Linked DNA regions of Homo sapiens: all the other regions are linked to region 1. Evidence: chromatin contacts called from ENCODE Hi-C or POLR2A ChIA-PET data. All regions are on one chromosome and are shown on one strand. Each heading gives the region's core, a stretch centred on a gene start or an enhancer-like site at or near the end of the contact. The rest is flanking DNA. Distances are from core to core; before and after follow the strand shown.

Evidence for each region. A loop is a pair of places that touch in the nucleus more often than their neighbours do. ChIA-PET counts read pairs that join two places held with the same protein, here RNA polymerase II (POLR2A). Pooled maps may share reads with other maps.
Region 2: a pooled map shows a loop between it and region 1 (4-fold over the local background). The contact joins the enhancer-like site here to the promoter of DNAAF9 in region 1. A Hi-C loop is called at or near these places in 4 of 50 pooled maps. POLR2A ChIA-PET finds 5 or more read pairs at or near these places in 3 of 52 experiments (MCF 10A, Panc1 and activated T-cell).
Region 3: a loop to region 1 is called in a pooled map, with 7 times the contacts of the local background. The contact joins the promoter of CDC25B here to the promoter of DNAAF9 in region 1. A Hi-C loop is called at or near these places in 6 of 50 pooled maps. POLR2A ChIA-PET finds 5 or more read pairs at or near these places in 2 of 52 experiments (MCF 10A and RWPE1).
Region 4: a loop to region 1 is called in a pooled map, with 8 times the contacts of the local background. The contact joins the promoter of PANK2 here to the promoter of DNAAF9 in region 1. A Hi-C loop is called at or near these places in 8 of 50 pooled maps. POLR2A ChIA-PET finds 5 or more read pairs at or near these places in 2 of 52 experiments (Panc1 and activated T-cell).
Region 5: a loop to region 1 is called in a map of CD4-positive, alpha-beta T cell, with 4 times the contacts of the local background. The contact joins the promoter of MRPS26 here to the promoter of DNAAF9 in region 1. A Hi-C loop is called at or near these places in 4 of 168 maps with a recorded cell type or tissue (CD4-positive, alpha-beta T cell, CD8-positive, alpha-beta T cell, ascending aorta and 1 more), 1 of 37 single-sample maps with no recorded cell type and 18 of 50 pooled maps. POLR2A ChIA-PET finds 5 or more read pairs at or near these places in 3 of 52 experiments (A549, activated CD8-positive, alpha-beta memory T cell and activated T-cell).
Region 6: a map of heart left ventricle shows a loop between it and region 1 (5-fold over the local background). The contact joins the promoter of AP5S1 here to the promoter of DNAAF9 in region 1. A Hi-C loop is called at or near these places in 1 of 168 maps with a recorded cell type or tissue (heart left ventricle) and 8 of 50 pooled maps. POLR2A ChIA-PET finds 5 or more read pairs at or near these places in 3 of 52 experiments (HepG2, activated CD4-positive, alpha-beta T cell and activated naive CD4-positive, alpha-beta T cell).

The regions. Positions count from the first base shown.
Region 1 is chr20:3,405,160-3,409,158 of GRCh38, reverse strand. DNAAF9 (dynein axonemal assembly factor 9) reads left to right here and starts at 1,490. Exons shown (of 37, transcript NM_001009984.3): 1 at 1,490-1,684. The coding sequence starts at 1,602. RefSeq lists enhancers at 89-590, 967-1,166 and silencers at 1,157-1,406, 1,447-1,686, 1,747-1,826.
Region 2 is chr20:3,904,630-3,908,885 of GRCh38, reverse strand. It overlaps PANK2 (pantothenate kinase 2), which reads right to left. Exons shown (of 7, transcript NM_001386393.1): 2 at 608-960. Among named protein-coding and RNA genes, the nearest start is that of MIR103A2, 11 kb to the left of the region's middle. RefSeq lists enhancers at 2,069-2,148, 2,870-3,370. Within about 2 kb of position 1,250, at least 9 of the 41 ENCODE cell types and tissues checked have a DNase peak (open chromatin) inside an H3K27ac peak, as active enhancers do.
Region 3 is chr20:3,795,060-3,799,293 of GRCh38, reverse strand. CDC25B (cell division cycle 25B) reads right to left here and starts at 2,984. Exons shown (of 16, transcript NM_021873.4): 1 at 2,563-2,984; 2 at 1,545-1,672; 3 at 831-882. The coding sequence starts at 2,762. RefSeq lists silencers at 2,393-2,600, 2,667-2,846, 2,887-2,956 and enhancers at 3,187-3,346, 3,257-3,988.
Region 4 is chr20:3,886,764-3,891,138 of GRCh38, reverse strand. It overlaps PANK2 (pantothenate kinase 2), which reads right to left and starts at 1,752. Exons shown (of 7, transcript NM_001386393.1): 1 at 1,411-1,752. The coding sequence starts at 1,708. PANK2-AS1 (PANK2 antisense RNA 1) reads left to right here and starts at 1,966. Exons shown (of 2, transcript XR_001754478.3): 1 at 1,966-2,400; 2 at 2,590-4,375. RefSeq lists silencers at 1,368-1,867, 2,058-2,117 and an enhancer at 2,126-2,677.
Region 5 is chr20:3,044,611-3,048,876 of GRCh38, reverse strand. It overlaps MRPS26 (mitochondrial ribosomal protein S26), which reads right to left and starts at 2,825. Exons shown (of 4, transcript NM_030811.4): 1 at 2,597-2,825; 2 at 2,358-2,504; 3 at 2,140-2,263; 4 at 627-1,142. The coding sequence starts at 2,808. The coding sequence ends at 1,008. GNRH2 (gonadotropin releasing hormone 2) reads right to left here. Exons shown (of 4, transcript NM_178331.2): 3 at 4,041-4,177; 4 at 3,130-3,191. The coding sequence ends at 3,141. RefSeq lists enhancers at 1,884-1,943, 3,284-3,343 and a silencer at 2,314-3,183.
Region 6 is chr20:3,818,986-3,822,994 of GRCh38, reverse strand. AP5S1 (adaptor related protein complex 5 subunit sigma 1) reads right to left here and starts at 2,448. Exons shown (of 3, transcript NM_018347.3): 1 at 2,237-2,448; 2 at 702-893. The coding sequence starts at 877. RefSeq lists enhancers at 2,065-2,404, 1,945-2,648 and a silencer at 2,645-2,924.

The sequences.
Region 1 (3,999 bases), core at 241-2,740:
AATACAAAAATGAGCCAGGCGTGGTGGCGGGAGCCTGTAATCCCAGCTACTCGGTAGGCTGAGGTAGGAGAATCGCTTGAACCGGGAGGCAGAGGTTGCAGTGAGCCGAGATCGCGCCACTGCACTCCAGCCTGGGCGACAGAATGAGACTCAGTCTGGGAAAGAAAAAAAAATGGTTTTGGAAATATTCGCCTTCAGGGATTGGCTGTCTTTCCGAATCAGAAGTGGAGTGCGGCAGCTGAGTACCCACTGACTTTCGGAAGCCTGGTCGCTGGTGTCAGGCACTTGTTGATTGGCTATTGTCGGAGGCTTAGAGCGGTCACTGATTGGCTGACTTTCAGAAGCGTGGGGTTGTCATTGATTTACTAAGAAGCATAGTTACCGGAGTGAGGCTATCGCTGATTGGCTGATTTTCAGAGCTGCTGCACCGACGAGAAGTTATCTCTAAATAATGGTGGTTATTTGTTCACGACTCCGGACTTGAGCTAAAAAAGTATTTTCCTTTCTTGAATATGAAAGACGAGCACTTTAAATTCCTACTCCCTTCTGGTCTTCCCTCAGCCAAACCTGAAGGAGACACCATAGGGATTGTCCAAATCTTCATTAGTGTAGGAAGGATTTTCAGCCAGTGTTGTAATTTAAGTGATCTAGCACCAATTACTGTGGGAGAAAAATAGCTCTAATTATTGCAATTTAGTGTAAAAAGATGAATACAGGACATTTAAGGCATTCCGACGAGGTCAACGAAGGACGCAGGCCAATAATCATTAAATACGTCCTGTATATACAGGACTCCTGGCAACTATCAGTGCAGTATTTCCCAAGTTTCTTGTACATGTCCCTGCAGAAACCGGTAGAGCTAGGATCTTAACAGTAAAGGTTAGGGGTCTTCTGGGATCCTGTGCGCCTCTAACGCTCATGCCCTGCGCAGGGCTGGGTGCGCACTGCTGCGCTAACCCGAGGCCGGCTAGGAATCTATTGGATGTTTGAAGGGTGGGTGCGGAATTGATGACCAGGAAGCGGGAAGACACCGTTCCGGAGAACAGGGAAGCGAGCCGGGTACTGGGGAGGTGCGCTGGGTACTGGGGAGGTGCGCTGGATCCTGACGCCGGAGCGGAAGACTTCGCTGGAGGCCGGGGCTGGTCGGGCGGGGCGGGGCGGGCAGAGGCGGAGGGGCGGGGCCGGGCTGGGAGAGGCTCCGCCCCCGGGCGCGTCCGTGTGCGTGGCCGGGGGGCGCCGCGCAGAGCCCCGCTCTATGATGCCGGGCTTGAGGACGAGGCCGGGCGGCGCTGTGGCAACCCTCACCCTGCGGACACGCGCTCCCAACATCCGGTCCGGCGGCCTCGCAGCTTAAGAAGTGGGGTCCCTGTGGCCGTGCGCCGACCCCCAACTCCAGCCGCTCCCAACGCCCCCATCCGCTCTCGGTGCGCGCGCCCCCTCCACGCCCCCGCCCCCGCCCCCGCCGGGCCCGCGCGCCGCGCCCCCTCCCACCCGGCACGCCCTGCCGCCCCGCCCGGCCGCAGCTAGCGTGGAGCCGCCCTGCGGGCAACTGAGACCCTCGCAGCTGCACCGTCCTCCTCCGCCGCCAGTCGTCCGCCGCCATGGACGTGTACCCCCCGCGCCGGCAGGGGCTGCCCCGCGCTCGGTCCCCTGGCGGCTCCAGCCGCGGGTCACCCTCCGTCAGGTACGCGGGGCAGAGGCAGCCGAGGGGCGGCCGGGCGGGGGATGCGGGCTGTCGGGGTCCGGCGACGCCTCCCGCCGCAGGGCGTGGTCCGACATGGCTTCCTCGGGACGGTTCTTTGCTGAACGGCTCAGGGAGGAATTTTTCCCAGGAACGGCGCCCTCTGTAGAGGCCCCACAATGGCTCCCCTTTGGACAACCCCGCAACGGTTTCCCCACAATGGCTCCCCCACAGACAACCCTGCAACGGTTTCCCCACAATGGCTTCCCTAGGGACAGCGATTCCCTGTGAAGACACTGTTATGACGTCCTCACCCCCATAGAACGTTTCTCCCAGGAAGGATTCTTCTACACAGAACCCCACAGAGGCTTCCCTATGAATAACTCACTCGCCTTCCCCAGGGAATGTTTCCCTCAGAAACTGCTACTCTACAGACCTCACACCTCCACACACACAATAGCTCCCTCGTGTAGAACCCCCAAATGGATTACCTAGAAAGCCCCCTCCCGTGGGTCTCTAGAGCCTTTGCCCTTGACAACGGCTTCCTTAAAGAGTGTCCCCCGCCCCCTACGTACATAATGACAGCATCTCCCCTGTCGCGCGTTTCCCCAGCTCCCCCTGCCTCAGCCTGCATCGCGACGCCCCCTCACTCCACAATAGGGAGCTCGGGTTGGGAGGAAGTAGAGGTATTAGGGACGCAGGAGGAAAAACTGGATAAATAGGGGAAAGAGGCCTAGAACCTCCGAAAGCGGCGGACGCCAGGCCCCTTACCGTAGAGACACAGTCCCAAGCTACCTCAGTATGGGGAGGGGGTGATCGTGGGGAGCGTTCCCCGCCCCCTTTAGATATAGGAAGATCCGTTTCCGATTTCTGTGCCCTATGCGTTTGGTGCTGATCTTGTTGGTCTGGGCATTGTTTGTGATGGAGCTGGTGTGGGGCGCCGGCGCAGTGTGGAGGTTGGAATGATGGAGGGGTTGCAGCAGAGACCTTTGAGAAGGAGAGGGAGAGGGGGAATGCGAGCGATGAGCTTTGGTACTGCTAAACTGTCATTAAAACAGGAGAGGGTTTTGTTGTTGTTTGCTTTTTCTTATTCTAGCCACATAGCAAAGCAAATATATTGTTCCCTTGAAAGGAGGTTGCCAATCTACATGTTAAAACAGTTTTCTTATATTCTTGTTATGGTACTTAAGGCATATGTTTTAACTTTGCTTGCTGATCTGATTTTTGGGGTTGTTTGTTTGCTTTAACTAGACCAAATTATTGGAGAACAAGAAACTGATTCTTAGAAACCTGTTTCTTTTTTACTTCCCTGCATTCCTTTCCACAACCCAGAATCCAGTATATGTTTGTTGAACAAATAAAGGATAGAGAAGGTGGGGGGTAGATACCAATGAAACATTGCATTTAGGAGTCCTAAATTGCTTCGAATCTGTCAGGTGACATTTTTGAACTCCTGCTCTGCCCTTCAGTGTAATTCCTTGTGGGCTTTACAGTTCCAAGTTTAACTGCTTATAGTAACGCATCTCCAATCCTTTGCAACATTTCTGCCAGTTTCACTGTCTGAAGCAGAAAGTATTTGAACTTGTATAGACATTGCATAGGATACTTTAGAACAGCCATCCGTTAAATCTAGGCTCTGTGTGGACTTGAGGTTTATCCCAGATCATCTTGAGCTTAGGAATTTGGATTTGAGTCTGTTGAGATCTTTAGGGGGAAAAAAATCATCTCTACCTTAGAATCTGTCTCTTAAATGCTGCCTTTCTTGTTTTTAGTAGCATGGCCATGTGCTTTTTATTTATTCTTTTAAAGGTAGTGATTCTATGTTCAAAGAAGTATGCTGGCTCACTTTACTGATCATACCCGAACTCCAAATCTTCTATCAAGTGGTTTGAATAAAATTTGATTTCAGACAAGGAATAGTGCAAGGAACCCCAAGGCCTAGCTGCCCCCAATACCTTTGGTGAAAGAAATTTGCTGAAGGCTTCCCTCCTTTCCCCACTTCTACATGATTGAACGTGCTTTTCTTGCCCATTCAAGCCTTTCCCTTACTCTTGACATTGAATGTTACTAGCACTTTCCTGTCACCCATATATGGCTTTGCTGCTGACTGCTGAGTGATGGAAGGGGCAAACCTAACTGGTGAAGTGACATTCCTAAGACCCATAGATAGTACTCTGCAAGTGTATGGTTCTAGCACGGTAGTTCATTTTCACAGATGGAGAATGGAGATCAAGAATTAAAATATTGTTACTCAGAATGAGAGGCTTCTCTTTAAGCATGTGATAGTCATCAGTCTTACCAGGTATTTTTGGTTTCTG
Region 2 (4,256 bases), core at 1-2,500, 500 kb before region 1:
CAATGAAAGCAAGATAGAGCGCCTGGCAGCATTCCCCAGGGGCCAGACATGGTGGCGAGACTCCAGTTAAGTGTGCAGCACAGAACACATCAGAAAGCATTCTGGGAGAGGAGGGCTCTGCAGTCACCCATCTCAGACCAGCCCTGAGCCTGAAAACACCACTTTTGACCAGAGTTCCTTATTTTTTTCAGTTAGTGAACATGCCAGCAAACAACTGAGGGAGACAAGAGAAATTATGTGGTAGACAAGACTGAAAACAATTTTATGACATGAAATGATTTTAATTATATTTCAATCTCATTGTTCATGATCTAATGATGTTCCTTTTAGGTAGTTTCTTCCTCAACGTATAGCAGATGCCCTAATTTTTCATACTAAAGGAGCAATAAAATGCTACCCTTTTAGTGGTTCTGATTGTCGTCCATACATCTGAACTAGACAACCACCTCTAGATGGCCAACTCCTATCACTAGCGTACCTTTAATCTTCATTTGACTCAAGAAAATTCAAGTTCCATTAGAGATGGAAATTATTTCACCACTTGCTACTGGCATTATTTTTAACAATCAAATTACCATAAATTGTATATAAGCTAAAAAATGCATACTGTGAGAAAATCCTGCTCAAATTTGTACGCTCCACCTCCAGTGGCACAAAAGACAGTGTGGAGACTCGAGAAGTTTTTATCTCTGCCCATTTGAATAAAAGCAGGCATGTCATGAGTGGGAAAGCGTATAAAGTGCAGATTGCCTTTGCGTCCACACAGAGTCAGGTCCTTCAGCTCGAGGTGCACGTCCCGAATGCCTGTAGACCCATAAGCCACATTGGAGGTCAGGTACTTCCGAATGCTTTTAAGACTTTCCACTTCTTCCTCTTCTTCTTCAGCAGTGATGTCTTTGGGTTCAAAATATACCAGCTTGACCAGAGTTCCACCGATATCCAGTCCAAACCATGGAAAAACTAAATGGGGAAGAAAAATAAGTCAGAACAGCTTTTTTCTGAAAATTAAATTTACCCTTACCACAGTAGCAACTTATTTCAAACGCTAGGGTTTCCAAAGAACATAATTCTAGGCAAAAGGGTTTTGGGGCAAAGAAATGTGATTCTGTCTTGATTTAGATGCATAACTTAAAAAAAAAATACTACGGCAAAGACGAAAAAGAAAAATATCAAAGTATTGAGCCAACCCAACCATTCTGTCAGACAAGCGCAAACCGCACTATGAAGTGTTTTAAAAATAACAAGATGACTACTCGTAAGCCTCAACTGTGAAAAACAAAGATTCAGAATGAAAATCTCTCTTTCCTATCGGCTTAAAAAAAAACATTGAGACTTCAGAGTTCTGGTTTAGCAGCAAACTAGAAACAGGAAATTCCCAAACCTATGTAACATATAACCTCCAATGGTCAATTTATCTTTCAAAATCTGATATTCCAAAAATAAAAGGTTTCAATAGACATTAACACCGGTTCCCAAAATGTCCTTTAGGCCAAGCGCAGTGGCTCACACCTGTAATTTCAACACTTTGGGAGGCCAAGGTGGGTGGATCACCTGAGGTCAGAAGTTTGAGACCAGCCTGACCAATATGGTAAAACCCCATCTCTACTAAAACAAAAATTAGCCAGGCATGGTGACGTGCACCTGTAGTACCAGCTACTCAGGAAATCTAAACCAGAACTGCTTCAACCTGGGAGGTGGAGACTGCAGTGAGCTGAGATCACACCACTGCACTCCAGCCTGGGCGACAGAGTGAGGCTCTGTCTCAAAAAAAAAAAAAAAAAAAAAAGGCAGGGCTGGGCACGGTGGCTCACGCCTGTAATCCCAACACTTGGGGAGGCTAAGGCAGGTGAATCACAAGGTCAAGAGACCAAGATCATCCTGGCCAACATGGTGAAACTATCTCTACTAAAAATACAGAAATCAGCTGGCTGTGGTGGCGTGCGCTTGTAGTCCCAGCTACTCCGGAGGCTGAGGCAGGAGAATCGCTTGAACCCATGAGGCAGAAGCTGCAGTGAGCCAAGATCGCACCACTGCACTCTAGCCTGGCGACAGAGTGACACTCCGTCTCAAAGAAAAAAAAGGCCTGAAGAGATTGGATCAAAGTGGACTGCACAGACATATGGAAGGTCCCAATTTAATGAGGGCTCAAAGTAATGATTTTTCAAATTTACAATGGTGCAATAAGCATTCAGTAGAAACTCTACTTCAAGTATTTATTGTTTTTTTTATTTTTAGTACAGTATTCAATAAATTACAAGATATTCGACATTTTATTGTAAAATAATTATCTTTTATATTATTCATTATTAAATCATCTAGCTTTATGCTAGAAGATTTTGCCCAACTGTAGGCTAATATAAGGGTTCTAAGCACATTTAAGGTAGGTTTGGCTAAGCTATGATGTTCAATAGGCTGGGTATATTAAATGCATTTTGACTTACAGTATTTTCTTTTTCTCTTTTTTGAGGTAAGGTCTCACTGTCACCCAGGCTAGAATGCAACGCCACAATCTCAGCTCACTGCAACCTCTGCCTCCTGGGCTCAAGTAATCCTCCTATCTCAGCCTCCTGAGCAGCTGGGACTAAAGGTGCATGCCACCACACCCACCTAATTTTTGTATTTTTTGTAGAAACAGGGTTTCCCCATGTTGCCAGGCTGGTCTTGAACTCCTGGGCTCAAGCAGTCCACCCAGGTCAGCCTCCCAAAGTGCTGGGATTACAAGTGTGAACCACTGCGCCCAGCCTGATTTACAGTATTTTGAACTTCTGATGGGTTTATGGAATGTAGCATAAACATCGTAAGTCAAAAAGCATCTGTACATGCTTCCCCTCCCAATCTAAATCGTAGAAATTACTAAAGATGTGGGTTTAGGCCGGGCACGGTGGCTCACACCTGTAATCCCAGCACTTTGGGAGGATGAGGAGGGCAGATCACCTGAGGTCAGGAGTTCAAGACCAGCCTGGCCAACATGGTGAAACCCCCATCTCTACTAAAAATACAAAATTAGCCGGGCGTGGTGGCGGGCACCTGTAATCATAGCTACTCAGGAGGCTGAGGCAGGAGAATTGCTTGAACCCGGGAGGTGGAGGTTTCAGTGAGCCAAGACAGCACTACTGCACTACAGCCTGGGTGACAGAGCAAAACTCCACCTCAAAAAAAAAAAAAAAAGGGTGTGGGTTTATTGATATATTTGATATATTATTTTCTAAAATAATTCTGGGAAACAAGAAGAGATAGCAGGCCGGGTGTGGTGGCTCACGCCTGTAATCCCAGCACTTTGGGAGGCCGAGGCGGGAGGATCATGAGGTCAGGAGATCGAGACCATCCTGGCTAACAAGGTGAAACCCCATCTCTACTAAAAATACAAAAAAATTAGCCGGGCGTGGTGGCGGGCGCCTGTAGTCCCAGCTACTCAGCAGGCTGAGGCAGGAGAATGGCATGAACCCGGGAGGCGGAGCAGTGAGCGGAGATCATGCCACTGCACTCCAGCCTAGGTGACAGAGCGAGACTCCGTCTCAAAAAAAAAAAAAAAAAAGAGATAGCAGCAGCAGAACTAGGTTTACAGAGGCAATAACCATGCATAAGCCTCAAAAGAGGAATGCTATTAAAACTGGGATCAGCTATGAAGGTGAGAGAGAGAACGTAGGGGTATTCTATCCAAGCCGTAGGTTCAGGGCGGCTACCATGGGGAAACAAAAGCAGGTCTGGTGCAGTGGTGCAGTCACAAGCGATGGTGGGGAAATGTGTTTGGCACAAGTGGACAGGCCACTCCCTCTACCAATAACCATGTTCTATCCCCAACACTGACAGAAGCAAAGTCTTCACTGGAAACAGGCACTGGAGCCCCAGAATCAGGATGGCACTCAGGTGGCTGCTATTACCCAGAAGAAATAAGGAGACATTTTACCCCATATTTTGCCACGTATCTCATACCTCCCCTAAAATCAATCCTGACCAACTGGTAAACAGACACTGAATCCACTGGCAGAAGAACAGGAATTCTCAAACCAGAGATTATCACTTTTACAAACTAGAAAAACTACAAGGGAAATAAACACTACAAAAATGAGAAACTAAATATCTGAAGAAAGAGTTGCAGGAATAAACAGAATCAAAAATATTCTCAGAGGTAAAATCATAACTCATCCATAAAAAAAGCTACCATAGAGAAAAATCAAAAATTAAAAAACGATTGCCAGATGTGTGTGGCTGCAAAAATTAACACGATAAAATTATATACAACTAAATAAACAACG
Region 3 (4,234 bases), core at 1,735-4,234, 390 kb before region 1:
CCAACCTGCAGTCCCCCAACCCCACCCAATCCTCTCCCCATTTCCTGTTTGTGAACCAATCTGCAGCCCAACCCAGTCTGATCAAAGGCAATGGGAGGTAAGACAAGTCACTATCCTAAACCCAAAGCCACAGTCCCCAGCACAGGCCAGAGATGCCCAGCTGTCCCTACTAATGGCTGGCAGCTGCCCCGCTGCTTGGGCTTTAACAACTGGATGGGAACAGCTGTGCTCTGGAAGACACCACCCATGCCCACAGCCAAGGGGATGGTCTGTCCAGGCCAGAGCCCACCAACTCTCTCTCCATTCCCTTGCAGAAAGGGCCTAGACCAGGGCTGGCCAGAGGGTAAAGTGTCATCGAAGTCAGAGGTTGCTGATCGGCCAAGAGCCAAATCAATCTGCAGGCAACTGTGTTTTGTTTGGCCTAGAGTGAGTTAAAGTTTTGAATTAGTTGGATCATATTTTTAAATTGTAATATTTCACAGAAAAAAATGGGTATAGGCAAGAAAGAAAAACGGGACATACGCTGGGCTTGTATTCCTGCAAGACATGGGCTGTAGTCTAGTATCTGCTCTCCCAGTGGCCACTGTCCCCACTATCCCTGGCCCTGAGCCCACACTCGGTTGGCTCCCATGAGAGCAGATCCTTCTCTGAGACAGGGAGCAGAATGCCAAGGCCTGAGAAAGTCAGTGAGCCCCCCGGCCATGGGGATCCTGAAGCCACCCCATGGTCTGTCTGCTTTCCCAGGCCTCCCGGGTGAATTTATGGTAGAACTAGGATTCTTAAAGACAGGTGCTGAATGCTTGGAAGTACACATTCCCTTCTCTACTCACGTCTGCTCCGCCATGTGGGGGTCCATAGGGCTGGGGGAATCCATGCAGAGACCTGAGGGGACAGAGCACCTTGGTTTGAAAGTAGTGGCACTTTCTGTATTCTTTCCCCCACCATGTCCCAATATGAAAAAAAAAAAAAAAAAAAAAACAGTTTCTAGTTTGGACTTTGACACATTAGAAAATGAAACAAAAACCCAACCATGGACCCTGAGAGCTGACACATCGTCCCCCAGACGGTACAGGGCTCCACTCCCTGTTTACTATGGAAATTCCTTCATATGCGTCTTTAAACCACAATGCTCACTAAGCATTTTTCTTGAACTGGTTTAAAATAATTTGTTCTAGAAGAGACAACAGATTTTTAAAGAAGAGGTTATAGGCTAAGAATGTTTTAAAGACCAACTCTCAGCCCTGGGTGCTTCCCAGGTAGGGTTGTGGTTTAGGAACTCTGGAGCGTGGTTTTACATAGGTAAGATCTCATCTCCGTAGAGGGCCCCACCCTCTCATCCACTCAGCCAGTCCGCGTTGGGTGTGGTGAGCCCCACAAGAGGTGTGTCTTCCTCCCATTTCTGTGGAGGGTGGGGGAGAGGCTCCTGGGCCCACCAGGTTGTGGGGAGGATGTTAGTTTGATCGGCAGGGAAATTGGGAGGCCCAGGCAGCCCCCACAAACTCTCCTGACACAGGCAGATCTCCCCAGGCTCCCCTGGGCCTCACCTGCATCAGAAGATTCGGAGGATTCAGACGACAGGGAGGATTCGGATGCCCGTCGAGACAGGGATAGGTGCGTCAGGCGGCTGCGGCTGCGGAAGAGCAGGGTCCCTACCTGACTCTTTGGGGTTTCGCTGGGAAGGGAACAGGGACCCGGGAAAGGAGAAAGGTAAACGTGGGGCTCAAGGCCTGGCTAGCCCACGTTCCCACTCCCTTGCTGAGAAAAGAACTGAGCGAAACACTACACCGGGAAAGCAATGGCCCTGAGGGCCCCCTCTTCTCAGGTCAAGGAAGGTTCATTCTACAGAGGCCCTAAAGCGTCTTCTCTTCGTTGACTGGTTTAGGAAAGGTCCTCTCAGGAGCAGGGCAAGGTGAGCCCAGGGTGTGAGCAAGGCTGCCTGGCTGGAGGCCAGCCTAAGGGTTGGTGGTCTAGCAGAGCCGCCCCAGAGAGCCTTCCCCTAAACTGTCAGACCCCCACCTTTCCAGGACCCTTCCTGAAGGATGGACCAAGACCAGGTTCTCCTACTGGAACAACCCAGCTCTCCCCTTGCAGACTTAGGGAGCAGGATCAGTGTTTAATTAATTGTCTTAATTCTGGGGGCAGAACTGGGGTGGAGGGAGCAGGGGCATGGATGTGTGAGTGCTCCACGGCTCTGCCACCCTTAAGTTCCCTCTCCAGGCTTGAGATTCCCATCCTGGGGCAAAATGGTGGCTATCCGGGCAGAGATTACGGAGGCAGCGTGGTGGAGGCACAATGAGGGAGGAGGGAGTGAGGGGAAAGAAGATTTGGAGAGGCTTGTGCAGACTGAGAGCAGGTCACCTGGAGGTGTGGGGGGCACAGCCCAGGTCTCACTTCCCATGTCCTGGGCCCCTAGGAGGGAACAAGGGCGTACCTCTCCACTGCTCAGGATGCCTCCCCGGACTCCACCTCCTGGATTCGACTACCATGCCCAGTTCTCCAGGAGGCCCAGGACTCCAGACCTAGCCTCTCACCCCCATATGCAGCCTCCTTGGGGTGTCCTACCTGCCGAGCCCGGCGAGGTCGTGCATGGTCTGGGTGAGGGTGGTGACCGGCGAGGAAGCGGCCGCCCGCACCGGGGACCCCAGGAGGCCATGAGATCCCAGCAGGAGGCCCGGGAGGTGGCCCGGACGCTGGGCGCCACCGCACACGCCTGCTGGACTGAGAGCCGAGCCTGGCGCGGGCTCCGGCTGGGGCACCTCCATCGCGGCGGGGCCGGCAGAAGGCTGGCTGGAGGGCCGGGCGCAGGGCAGCCAACAAACGCCGGCACAGCTGGCTGGGCCGAGGGAGGCAGCGGGCGAGGGGTGGGGGGGGGGGGAAGGAGGGAGGGAGGAAGAGCCACAGGGCCAGGCGCGAGGGAGGAGAGGGATGCGGGGAGGGCGGGGGGCGAGGGACGCCGGGCTCAGGCACCAGCCAGGGAAGCCTCTAGTTGCAGCTGCCACTTCCACCTCCTTATATATTCGAAAAATAACAGCAGCCGCGCCGCCGGACGCCACCAATGGGGTAGCGGGTTAGATGAGGGCGGGACTGAGGGCGGGGCCCGCAGGGCAAGAGGCGCGGAGGCTGGATTTCCAGGCTTTGGGTGGGCCGGAGGAATTAAGATTTATCCCACACCCTCGCACATCCCCCTGGCGCGAGGATCCCGGCCTCCCAAAATCCGCCTCTCGCGACATGGTTTGGAGCTCCACACTCCCAAAGGCAGCAGCAACGCCCTAGGGTGGCCTCCGCAGGACCCCCCGCGGCATGTCGTCACCTGGGATCACCGCTAGGGATGGGGAGAGGCTCCAACTGGCTCCCGGAAGTTTGCTAAACCCAGCTGGGCTGTACGGTCTGCGTTAGACACCCCATTTTACAGACCTGGACGCTGAGGCGTGAAGTTCATTAACTCAATCAAGGTCACGCGGTTGGGCAGGCGGTGGGCCAGGATTCGCTCGCTCCAGGCGCCTCTGACCGCGCAGCCTCCCCGCCTCCGCGACTGGCTGCGCTGAGCAGCAGCAAAACGTCATTCGCAGGAGAAGCGCCCAGCGTAGGAGGTGGGAGGGCAGTGGGGCCCCCAAGCGGAACTGATGGGCTCTTTCGCGGGACCCCAGGTTAGATGTTACCCCAACCGGCCCAATTTTCGCGGCAGCCCCAGGAGAGGCTCTAAACGGTGGAACTAGGAATGGATTTCCGCGGCTGGGGGTCGAGGAGGGTGTCAGCAACCAGAGAGGCGAATTAAGTATCACGCCCATTGATGATTTGGCTAACTTGGTGCCAATGGCACCATATTATTTAATTGGTGTTTCTTTGATGACCAGACCAGGGAGGCTGAATTTGTCATTCGTTTTAAGCGGAGCAGCTTCCAATTATCTTTCTTTTTGTTTTGTTTTGTTTTTTTTGGGATGGAGTCTCCCTCTGTCAACCCGGCTGGAGTGCAGTGGCCATCTCTGCTCACTACAACCTCCGCCACCCGGGTTCCAGCGATTCTTCTGCCTCAGCCTCCCGAGTAGCTGAGACTACAGGAGCGCGCCACCACGCCCAGCTAATGTTTGTATTTTTAGTAGAGACGGGGGTTTCACCATATTGGCCAGGCTGGTCTCGAACTCCTGACCTCGTGATCCACCCACCTAGGCCTCCCAAAGTGCTGGGATTACACGCACGAGCCACTGTGCCCGGCCCATCTTCCAATTATCTAAAT
Region 4 (4,375 bases), core at 503-3,002, 480 kb before region 1:
GGTTAAGGCCACAATGAGCCATGATCATGCCACTGCACTTCAGCCTGGGCAACAGAACAAGACGCTGTCTCAAAGTAAAAAACAAAAAACAAACCAAAAAAACCCTTGTGGCTAATGGCTATACTCTTATTTGCTGAATCTTTGGAATTTACATCCATTTCCAACGATGTAATACAAAACCATGAAGGATCTCATATTTTGCATTGCTTCAAACTCAGGTGCTTCTCAAATAAAACAAAACTAGGTGACTGACTCTGAAAATGGCACAGGTTAAGAATCTGTTTTCCAAATCTGTTGCAAGAAGATGGAAAAAGACAAAAGAACTGAAAACTCCCAAACTTTTCACAGCAAAATAGAACTACATTTAATCATCCATATCAGAGAAGATTCAAAAAAGCAGTTGGGTGACTGGGCTAAGGTAGAAGACTATTCAATAAAAATCTCACATCTTGCCATTTTCCCTCCCTCTCACAATCTGCATTTAAACAAGTCAATTTCCTGAAATAGGAATCTGGCAACACCCACCAAAAAGTCCAACCATATGTAAAATGGCATCACACTGTAAAGCTCATATTACAGTATCAGGACAATTGATACTTTCAACAGCAGCAATGGCTGCCAGGCAGCGGTCCTGAATTGAAGACTTGTAAAGGGGAGAAAATACACAACACAGAAAAAGAAACCTAATAAAATGGGGAAACGGATTCTCTGGGAGGAGCGTATGCAACTCCCAAGGCAAAATTCAGAAAGATGTTGTTTCCCCTCAAAACAAAGAGCCTTAATGCCCAGAATGCCACAGTTCTGAATCGTGAGTACCTGCAAATAGACAGAAGGAAAACGGAGGGGATATGTGGGTGAGAGATGACCTGGATTCTCACGAGAAGAAGGGCAGCCACCTTAGAGGTGCACGGAATACAGTTTCAGGCCTGGTGCAACTCAAGGGGCAGTTCACCATTTTCCAGTAAGCCCGAAATTGACGAATAAAAGGGACTTAAAGTATTAGAGAGCAGCTCTTTGGAAACCCACGGAAAACAAACATTGGGGATTCAAAGGATTTGGGAGGAAAGGAGGTGGAAATGAGTCAAAAGAAGCCTTCTCGAGGATAAAATCATGTGACCCTCAGGAAGAGAATGCCCAAGGAGCTAAGAAAAGGGAGGACAGGTCCTGGGGAAAAGCCCTCCACTCCAACAAGCGGGAAGTGCATACCAATGGGTGCGGGGGGGCCCCCGAAGGTACCGCTTTCGGAGCACCCGAGGCCTCCAGCCGGATGTCAGGCCACGCACCAACGAGGGACCACCGTGCGGGGACAGTGTCCGCGCGCGGGAAAAACGGCGGCGGGGCCGGAAGGGGACAGGGTGGGCCGGAAGGGGGGGCAGGGCGGGCCGGGAGGGCGCCCCACGGAACACTTACGCGGCCGCTTTTTCCTCAGGCTTTCGACGCGCTGGCGGGAGACCGAGGTGGGGCCGCTGTAAGAGCCCAGTCGATCCCGCCTCGTGCCCTCAGCCGAGGCCCCGACCGCGGGCACCGACGCGCTGCTCGCCCGGCGCCGCAGTGGCTCCTGCCGCCGCCCTTCGGGGTCCCCGGCCGCCTGCTCCCCAGCCGACGAGACGGAGGTGGCGGAAGCCCTGCCGTGGCGCTCCATGGGCGCGCCGAGCCGGCCCCCTCCCATCCGCAGCAGCAGTCGCTGCCGCCCGAGCAAGCCCCCCAGCGTCGGATTCCTTCTCGCCTCCTCCGCGGCAGTCCAGCCAGAGCAGAGGCGCGCCCTCGGCCGGCCGCCTCTTCCGTTGCGCCAACGCGCAGGAAGCCAATCCGACGAGGCTGGGGACGGCCCAAAGGCCTCGCGTCCAGTCGGCTCCCTAACTCGAGGAGGATTGACCGTGCCTCCGTCCAATGAGAGGCTATCGTGACGGGGCGGGGAGAGGGTGGTGGAGGAGGGGATCCGGGTTCCGCGGAGGAAGAGAAGGCGGTGTAGCCCAGAAGAGAGTGATGGCGGCGCCGCCCAATGGACGCGTGGGTGGAAGGGCCCGAGCCTCCTCATCCACCCCCTCCTTCCGCCCCCCACTTGTGCATGCCTCTGCCCCCCCGGGCCGCGGAACTCTCCTGGGGCGACCCCGAGTCCCACCCCGCTGCTCCGTGCCGTCCTCGCAGCTCGAGCCCTCCTCCAGCCCAGCAGTGCTCCCGCAGCGTCTGGCCGCTGGTCGTCGGCAGACGAAAGGGCTTGAACCGCGGCTGACCTTAGCCTTTGTCCCTCGGCCTAGTTCCGCAGCTGCCGTCGAGGCCGCCAGCCCCTCCCCCAGCATGTTTGGGCTAAGCCGCCTCCTTTCCGCCTGCGTTGGAGAGAGAGGTACCAGAAGGAATGAAAGGACTGGGGCTTGTCTCCATGGCAACTGAAAGAAAGAGGTGGGTTATAAATCCTTCGCCACCCTCCTGTGGCGAAGGAGGGGAAGTGGGAGCCGGGAAGTAGAGTTGGCCTTTTGCAGGAGAGTCTGGAGCCCCTTTCTGGGTGATGCATTGGGGGCCATAGAAGGATTTGGCTGCCGCTTTGGAGCATGGATTTTTTTTTTAATCATCTTCCTTTCTCTTTTGGAGAGAAAAATTGGTCACCTCCAGGACTGAGACCCTGACCCTTCCAAGCATCCCCACTACCAAAGGCTGCCCAAGCCCGGAAGGATCCCATCCCGTTCTGTACTCTGAGGTCACTTCCTCACTCCGTCAAATTTCACTGGACTGTGGGCTAATTAAAAGTGCCTCCGTATTAGCGGGGCGTGGTGGCCCATGCCTATAATCCCAGCTACTTGGGAAGCTGAGGCAGGAAAATTGCTTGAACCCGGGTGGCGGAGGCTGCAGTGACCCAACATTGTGCAACAAGAGCGAAACTCCGTCTCAAAAAAAATAAAAAATAAAAAAGAGTGCCTCCCTGGGGAGACTGTAATGCCCACTGGGCAGTGATCCTAATGCCCCTTGGGCAGTGATCCTTATTCCCCTCTCCCATAATGATTGGTTGTAGCAGGCTGAACAAAAAGGTTGAGCTTCGCTTGTGCTTGCTGAATAGAATTCTCACGCCCACTCCACGTTAGCTCCCCTCACTGTAGGACTAGCTCTGAAAATTCTAGCTCCTGTAGGAAGCCAACACAGACGGATCTACAAGAACCAAAAACAGCTATAGCTACTCTTCTAAATCTCAGTGCCTGACATTGCCTCTCTTTCTGCCTCCTCTCTCCACCCCCCAAAAAATGTGGTCCTCCTTGACCTGAGGGAGCTTCCGTCCAAGTCTGAGCTCTGATCATCCTGAAGAATCAAAGTATCATCATCCCTTGGCTGGCAAGATGAACTCCAACATCAAAACACTTGAAACAGTAGTATTTTTACACAATTTGCCCACTGCCTCTACATCTCACTTAGTCCTTGCAGTAACATTTGGATGATGAGGTAACTTATCCAGAAGCACAAAGCCTAAAGAATGACAGAGCTTGGACTCCTGAGAAGTTCAGCTACTGCCCGCCTTATGATAACCAAAAGAAAGCGGCCGGGCGCAGTGGCTCAACTCCTGTAATCCCAGCACTTTGGGAGGCCGAGGCGTGCGAATCACAAGGTCAGGAGTCCGAGACCAGCCTGGCCAACACAGGGAAACCCCGTCTCTACTAAAAAAAACAAACACAAAAATTAGTTGGGCGTGGTGGTGGGCACCTGTAATCCCAGCTACTTGGGAGGCTGAGGCAGGAGAGTCACTTGAATCCGGTAGGCGGAGGTTGCAGTGAGCCGAGATCGTGCCACTGCACTCCAGCCTGGGAGACAGTGAGACTCCGTCTCTAAAAAAAAATGAATAAATAAATAAGAAGGCACACCACAAGTTCGAGACCACTTCTACAAAAAATAAAAAATAAAAAAAATTAGGCCAGGCACAGTGGCTCATGCCTGTAATCCAAGCACTTTGGGAGGCTGAGGCGGGCGGATCACTGGAGGTCAGGAGTTTCAGACCAGCCTGGCCCAACATGGTGAAACCCTGTCTCTACTAAAAATACAAAACTTAGCTGGGCGTAGTGGTGCGTGCCTGTAATCCCACTTACTCCAGAAGCTGAGGCAGAAGAACTGCTTGAACCTGGGATGCAGAGGTTGCAGTGAGCTGAGATTGCACCACTGCACTCCAGCCTGGGCAACAGAGTGGGACTCTGCCTCAAAAAAAAAAAAAAAAAGAAAATGAAGATGACCAAATGGGCTTCTAGATGGCTAATGATATTCTGTTTCTTTGATCTGGGTGGGGGTTACATGGGTGTGTTCCCTTTGTAATATGTTATCAAGACATTTTGTGCACTTTTTTGGGTATTATACTGAAAGAAAACATTTATTTTTTAAAAAGTTGAAAAATTGCCTTGGA
Region 5 (4,266 bases), core at 1,576-4,075, 360 kb after region 1:
CTGCTTGAGGGCCTGCATCTGAACAGGGACTATGGATCTATATACTCTCTTCATCATCACAGGTAGTCCCAGTACCCATAGAGGTTGGTCCAAGTGCTTGCTAAGCCACACTAACCTCATAAAATCTTGGTCAACCATGTCTCCCCTGCCAGCAGCCATCTGCTGGGTGGCCCAAGGGCAATGGCAATGCCAGGGCAAATGTAGGTCACTGAGGCCATGGGTGGAGAGACCCACTCCTAATGGCCTCCCTGCTTTTAAGTCACACACCTGCTAATCCTAGCCTAGAATATTTAATTCTTCATGGCTTCATTACCTGTAAGGCAAAATACAACCTCTTTGTGGAACCCAGAAAAAAATGGGGTCTCCTCTTTGCCTTCTGGGTCTTGGATACACCAGACTCTGGCCAGCAAAGCACAGTATAGAGCAGAGGCAGGCGCCTGGCCAATGGTTAGCTTGTGGCTCAGGTCCTGGGTGACACAGGCTAGAGTCCTAAAGCTCCAGATGAGAGATCACTACACTTTTCCTGTAAAAAGTTAAAGATTTTAGTCTTTGGGATTCATATGGTCTCTGTTGCAACTACTCACCTTTGCCACTGTAGTAAAAAGAAGTCAATGAGTGGGTGTGGCTGTGTTCCAACAAAACTTTATTTACAAAAACAGGAAGCAGGCACGTTTGGCCCTCAGACTGTAATCTTCCCATCACTACTCTTAATGATACTCAGATGACCTGGCTGCCTGAGGGGGCTGTGGCCCTGTCTGATTCTCTGTGAGATGGAAACCACTCTAGGGTCTCCTGGTGCGCTGAGGCTGTACACACCGGCAGAACAGGGCACTGCGTTTGGAAGTTTCTGACCAAGTGGTGACAGCAGAGGGCAAAACGTGAAGGCTGTGCTGGATAAGGCTGAACCTTCCTCATAAGCAACACCAACTGCTTTATTCCAGGTCAGGGCCAACTCTTCCGCCATGATACATACATGGTCCCTGGCGGGCACTGTCCTTACTGGGCCCCTAGGAGTCCCTGCGTTGTGGCCTGACCACCAGCCCCTCTCTGGTGATGGCCCAGTTGTAGTTCTTCCGGGAGTCCAATGCTGCTTCCACCCGTGCCTCCAGGTTCTCTCGGGTGATGAAGTTTTTCACCTCTTCCTATCGGGAGAGAAAAGCCCAGCTGAACAGGAGCCTTGGGCACATGCCAGCCAGCCCACCCAGCCTGCTGGCCTCTCACCCCACTGAGAAAGCAGCTCCTGCTCTCCCTGGGGAAGCATGCCTGGAACCCAGGTCCTATTTGAGAGCCCCTCTGGCCTCCCAGTGGAGTGATATCAGGTTGCTTTTCCACGTTCCTCTTTTCTCAGACACTTCAGCCATAGCCCCGAGTGCCAGCTATGAAAATCTCACGTCCTGGTAGGTGAAATCCGTCCCTCAGTGGTCCCCTCTGAATCACTCTAACTCATCCTTCCCCCCATTACTTTATTTATTTATTTATTTATTTATTTTGAGACGGAGTCTCACTGTCGCCCAGGATGGAGTGCAGTGGCGCCATCTCGGCTCACTGCAACCTCTGCCTCCTGGGTTCAAGCGATTCTCATGCCTCAGCCTCCCGAGTAGCTGCGATTACTGGCGCACACCACGCCCGGCTAATTTTTGTATTTTTAGGAGAGACGGGGCTTGGCCAGGCTGGACTCGAACTCCCGACCTCAAGTGATACGCCCGCTTCGGCCTCCCATAGTACTGGGATTACAGGCGTGAACCACCGCTCCCAGCCACCCTTCTATACTTTAAATCAAGCCTCATCCATTCTCACTGCATTACTCCTAAGTGGTCTCCCTGCTTTTAAGTCGCACACCTGCTAATCCTAGCCTGAAATACTTAACCCTTCATGGCTTCATCACCTGTTATGCAAAATACAACCTCTTTGTGGAACGCAGGGTCCCTCCCACAGACCTGCTAGGTACCTGAACACTGTCCAATTACTCCGCTCACCTCCGGGTCTTTGCGCCTGACTGGCACTCTCCTCTCCAAATCCGGACCTGCCAACTGTAAGTCTCTGCACATAGCCAGCGCCCGCGTCGCGGTGCCCAGAATTCCCAGTGCCCCGCAAGCCGCGTCCCCGGCTGGAGTCCCACCCTCCGGAGACGTTGCCCACCTGCAGCTGCAGCACTTCCCGCTCCTTGCGCTGCGCCCAGGCCTGCACCTCTTCGGCCTTGCGGGCCTGCTCCAACGCCTGCCGCTGCTCCTGCTCCCGCTCCTCCTGCCGCAGCCTCGCTATCCTGTGAGGGTCAAAGGGCCGAGGCTGAGCGGGGCCCGGGCTTCTCCCAGGCCGGCCAGGCCGCGCCGCCCCGCCCCGCCTCCCGCCCCACGCACCGCAGCTCGTGCAGCCGCCGGTTCTCCGCCTGGTTCCAGGCCATCAGCTCGCGGTGCTCGGCGGCGTCCTTCAGGGCCTTGCGCTCCGCCAGAACCCCGGCTCGGGCCTCGTGCACCTTCCTCTGCACCTCGGACACGAACTCCATCCTGGGTGCAGACGCGCCAGGAATCAGCACCCTCTCCGCCCACTCCCACCGTCACCAGCGCGCGCGGGCGGCCACCTCCCCCCGGCCGCACACCTGAGGGCGCGCACGGTCTGGCGGTAGTGCTGGTAACGCTCCATCAGCACGAAGAACTCCGCAGGGTCCACCGCGGGCGGCATGTTCACTCGCTCGATCTTGGATTTGGCCAGCGGGTCGTGGCGGGTCTTGCGGCCGCGCGCTGGCAGCACCAGAGGGGCCCGGGGCCTGCACGGGGTCCCCGCGCCCAGGCGGCTCAGCGCGCGTAGCATGGCCGAGTCTCCTCACTGCGGCCGCGGTGCCGGGACGCCACCGTGCCCCGGAAGCGGCGCGGGGAACCTTGGGACCTGTAGTCCTCGGGCTGTCCCTCACGCCCCGCCCGGCCGTGTGGCCTCTGGAACCGAAGCGGCGACCCTGCGGACGTCCGCATCCCGCCCCCAGGCTCTGGCCCGGCCTTCCCGCCAGGGCCCGGGGCCATCCCTTAGTTACTCCCGCCCGCGGGGCCGGACCCGCGTCCCTCCAGCCCCCACGCAGGGAAGGGTCTCAGCGGGGAAGACAGGGAGGGGACGAAGGACAGAACTCGACGCAACAGCTTCGGAGAACCTCACACTTTATTGGAGGATGGCGGGGCGGGGCGGGGCTCTCGGGCTGCGGTCTGCGGAGGGAGAGGTGGCGGTCATGTCTCAGGACACTGGTCTCGTAACCGCCGAGCTGCCATCTTCCTGGTTCTCTCCCCTCTCGTCCCCCCCAGTCCCCATGTGGCCTCCCACAGCAGGACGCCCCCCGCCTCCCGTAGAAGCCTGAGGATCCAGCTAGTGTGGGGATCTCCAGCTCCCTTGGGCATGCCCTCTTGTCCACCCTAAACAAGCCTGACGCATAGAAACCTCAGCACATACACACAAATCAGGCGGTAAGACATTGCCTCATAGGAACTAACCACTTTCTTCTTTAGTTACCGGGCTCTCCTGATGCACTGTAAATGTTTGATTTGCAAAACAGTAGCAAACCATTTCCCCACGCCTGTCTTCTGCTATGGTCTTGGGGAGCTCTGCAGTCCCTGAGATGTTCCTAGTGCACATGTCAGTCACCACCTGGTCCTCTTGGCCCTGTTGTCTGTTTGAGTGAGGTTGCATCCCTCACCTCTTTCCACTGGCCTGGGGTCTGTCCACCTCAAGACAGTCATTGGCTTGTCAGGATGCCTGTGGGATCCCATGGCCACCACTGTCTTATAGAACAATTATCTCCTTCTAGTCTACTAGTGACTTTGGTCTTTAACCCAAGTGCTTTGTAAATTGTCTAGAATCCTCCTGGGAAATAGGAAGGATAGCAGACAGCACCCTGCTGTGTGCAGTAGGGGCACTGAGAAATGGCTGGGGGTGCTGTGGCAGGGGGCATCTCAGTGGTGTTTCATTCTCCCCACCCTCCCAGCACCCAACCCTAAGCCACAATGGCCTCTGATGACCAGTGGCTGGTCTTGATGCTGGGGACCTCTCACCCTACTCACCAGCAGTGTCCGTGCCAGGTGTCGCTTCCTGTGAAGGGACCACTGGGCCGTGGTCCTGCCCTCCCAGGGCATGCTGTCGTCCAGGGGAGCCAGGGCATCACTTGGGAGGCCATGGGCAGTCTGGACTGGGCTGCCTGCTGCAGTGTCCAGGGCCCTTCCTTAGAAGGGAACTGATGCTGTCCTCCCTACCCCGACCTCAGGCTCCAGGAGGGTGGGGGAGCCCCCG
Region 6 (4,009 bases), core at 1,199-3,698, 410 kb before region 1:
GGTTGCCCCAGAGTGGTGCTACCCCACCCAGAATGCGGAGGTCCAGGAGGCTCCAGCACCTACCAGTTCTGGCTGGGTCTGAGAGGGGAAGAGCCAAGGCTAGCCACCCTAGTCTGGAACAGTATATTCCAAACTGTGATCTGGATCCCTGGCTTTCTGGAGTCCTCATGTACCACATCCTCTCTCTTCGTTAGAAATTCATAAAGTCTACAGGCACACTAAAGGCCCTGTTAAGTACTGCACTGAAAAGCATGTTTAATCTGTACTGTCTGCCTGCCTACTCTCAAATCTTAGTTCTGCTACTTTCTAGCTATGTAACCTTGGACAGGTTAAATTCCTCAAACACTCTATACCTCAGTTTACTCATCTATAAGGTGGAGATAATAACTATACCTACCTCAAAAGACTATTATGAGGATTAAATGAGTTAATATATATAAGATGTTCAGAATATAAATGCTTAGCACTTACAGGCTGAACAAATGCTAATTATACTAATAATGATAACAGAATTATTATTTATTTAACCCTTTTCACGTAACACTTATGAAAAGCTGTGGAAGACTCTCTGGGAAATGCTACTCTAAAACTTCCTCTCTGCTTCTTAGTCCTCCTATTTCTCTGCGTCCCCACTCCCCGAAAATACCTATTACAATCAGGTACGTGTTCAATGAAGGCCTGGGGCTGGGCTGTGTGGTTACCTGGCCACAGCTAAAATCTGTTCCTTCCGGAGAAGCCTGTCCCTCTCGGCACCATGCGGCCGTGGGTCATCAGGTGACTTCTCAGCACCGAAGACGCAGGAGTACAGCACTCGGCAAAGGCCCGTGTCCTCAGTATTCGGGGCCCTCAAGGTGTGAATGAGGAAGGCGTGGACCATGGCTCCAGGGTGGGTGCTACAGGGAAGCCAGAGACATTGGTAAGGTGAGAGTGAACCCCAGCAGGAGAGGCGACCACAGGAAGGGGCTGACCTGGCAGTGTCTGGGAGTGTATCCAGAGGCCAGTGAGGCTGAACACTTTGAATAACAGCATCTGAACAACATCACATAACAGAATCCAGTGATAAAAAATCTCAGACATACATAAGCAGAATAGGCATAAACTAAAAAAAAAAAAAAAGAAAAAAGAAAAACAAACAAACAAACAAAAAAAATCTCAGACCACCCTAAACCTAGTTCTACAAAACAACAGGTATCTTCAAAAGCGTCAAGGTCATGCGGTCATGGAAAACCTGAGGAGCTGCTCCAGACCGAAGGAGACTGAAGAGACCAGATAGCTGAATGCGACGTGTACTCCTGGATCGGGTCCTGGACCAAGAAAAGGGTAATTTGGGCCAGGTGTGGTGACTCACGCCTGTAATCCCAGCACCTTGGGAGGTCTAGGTGGGCGGATCACTTGAGGTCAGGAGTTCCAGACCAGCCTGCCAACATGGTGAAACCTCATCTCTACTAAAAATAAATTAGCCGGGCATGGTGGCGCATGGTTGTAACCCCAGCTACTTGAGAGGCTGAAGCCACAGAATCGCTTGAACCCGGGAGGGGAGGCTGCAGTGAGCCGAGATCGCACCACTGCACTTCAGCCTGGGCGACAGAGGGAAACTCTTGTCTCAAAAAAAAAGAAAGAAAAACAAAAGGATAATTTCCATAAAGGGCATTATTAGGACACTAATAAAAACTTTAAAAACATTTCAATATGGACTATGGGTCAGAAAAAGTCTTGACCAATGTTACCCGATTTTGAATGCAGGAGCTCGTCCTTGTTTTTAGAAAATAAACACGGATGGGCCTCTAAATATAGAGGAAACAGGATTTCATATCTGCAACTAACTCACTTGGTCCAGGGAAGAAAAAAGGCAGAGAGAAAAACAGAGGAAATAATAAGGTAAATGGGGCAAATGAGGTTACAACTTGTGAATCTCATCCAAGTGCATACAGGAGTTACCTGAAACTGTTTCAAAATAGAAACTAAATAATAGTAATGGTTATCTGGCTGGCTCAGTGGCCGGCCCGGGGGTTGAAAGGCGGCGGGTACACAGTCAGTGGGTATCTGTAGCTAAGGCTAAACAGACCGTCAGTTTAAACTGGTAAAATAGCAGGTTCGCAAAGGCACTTCGAGAACCGGAGCCCAGCACCCAATTGCTGACCTCCGCAACCCTCCAGCCGCCAGCAGAGCGCGTCATCACTCCGCGCCGCCGCGTCCCGCCTCTACTAGAGAAATGGTAGCGGTCAAGACAGCTTACGTCACTGCCTCCGTAACCTTGAGGCGCAAGGCACTTCGGGGGTTGTAGTTTCTTACTCCGGTCAGCCAGGCCTAAATGGGGCACCCCGCCCTGAATGTGTTGCCCCTGCAGCTCCGGTCCGCTGTCGTCGAGGCGTCGCCTCAGCCTTCCGTCCGGGCCCGCGGACTGCCACCAAGCGCTCCCCTCCGTGGCAGGAGAGCAATGGCGGCTGCGCGGCCCGTGGGCGCCTGCGCACGTCGGTCGCGGGCGCGCGCGCCAGCTGACGCCGTCGGGTTGGGCGGAGCGCTCATGTCCAGCGCGGTGCTGCAGCAGCCAGGTGCTGGCGGCATATCCCGATGCTTGGACCCTCGGCGTGGGCTGGCCTTGCAGTCAAAACCCTCCGGCCCCGAGCTGCCGGCAGGGACCATGCTGGTCACTCTCGCTGCGGGCTCGAAGCGTCCCCCGCTCGTTGCCCTAGATCAGCGGAGCCCCAGGCTGCCGACCCCGGCGGCCGCGAGGGGGCGCCGCGGCTCGGAGCGCGGAGTCTGCGGAAAAGGCCGGGGCCTAGTTGTCCCCGGAGGGCGGGGCGCGTCGCCTGCGGCCTTAGGAGGCTCCGGGACGGGCGGCGGGTGGACCTAGGCCGGGCCGCGCAGCTACGGGCTGCGGCTGAGTTCTTATCTAGCCAACATGCGTGAGAATCACTGGGGCACCAGTTCAAATGTACATTCCTGGGCTGTACCCCCGGAAATTATGACTTTGGAGGGAAATATGTGTATTTAGGCACATGGGTATTTTGCGCGGATTTTAAATACAAATATGTGTATTTTGCGCAGATTCTGAATTTGTGGGTTCCTGCAGCGGTTTAATGCTGTCACTCGGTTCGGCGCAGAACGATTCGAACGCTGCTTCTGGACTCTCAGTGTGTGTCCCTGGCAGATCTGTCAATTTCATTGGGCCCCAGTAAAACCTTGTAGAGTGTCGCCCAGGGCGAACGCTTAGTAGGGCTGACCAGCAAGCCCCCTTCTTGACTGGAGGCCATCAAAACAACAGGGAAGAGGTTTATACCTTAAACCTGAAAGGGGCACTCTGGCGCTAACCCCTATAGAGCCTTACGTAAAAGCCCCAACTTGGAGGCTTGGCCCATTGGTGTTTGGGGGCCCCACAAGGCCTGCCTGGGCCTCACTGCCTGACTTGCATGTGTTCCTCCAGCCACCACCACCACTACCACCCCCACCGCGACCATGAAGCTGCACCTCCTTTACCTCTTGGCATGTGAATGGCTTCAGCCTTGTCCCCCAAATGTGCCTCGGAGCCTCCCCCACTGACTGTTCCCCCAGCCTAGAATTCCCTTTCCCGGCTTTTTTTTTTTTTTTTTTTTTTTTTGCAGCCTCGCTGCCCGCTCCCATCAGCAATGCTCCTACCTCAGCCCCCCAAGTAGCTGGGACTATAGGCAGGCAACACATCCAGCTACTTTAAATTTTTTTGTAGAGTTAGCGTCTCACTGTATTGCCCAGGCTGGTCTTGAACTCTGGGCTCAAGTGATCCTCCCGCTTCTCCCCCACAAATTGCTAGGATTACAGGCGTGAGTCTCCACGCCTGGCCTTTCCTGTCCTTTTAATTGACCTTGTAGATATATACTCAGACAAAATGGGAGGAAGCCTTCCTGCTCAGGCTGCCCGTTGGCATTCAGCTGCGGCCTTTGCACCCCTGTGAATCAGGTCTCACCAATAGTGCTGATGGCTTCCATCTCCACTCCCCAGGGCCATGCACAACACAGGACTGGAGCCGGCTTGA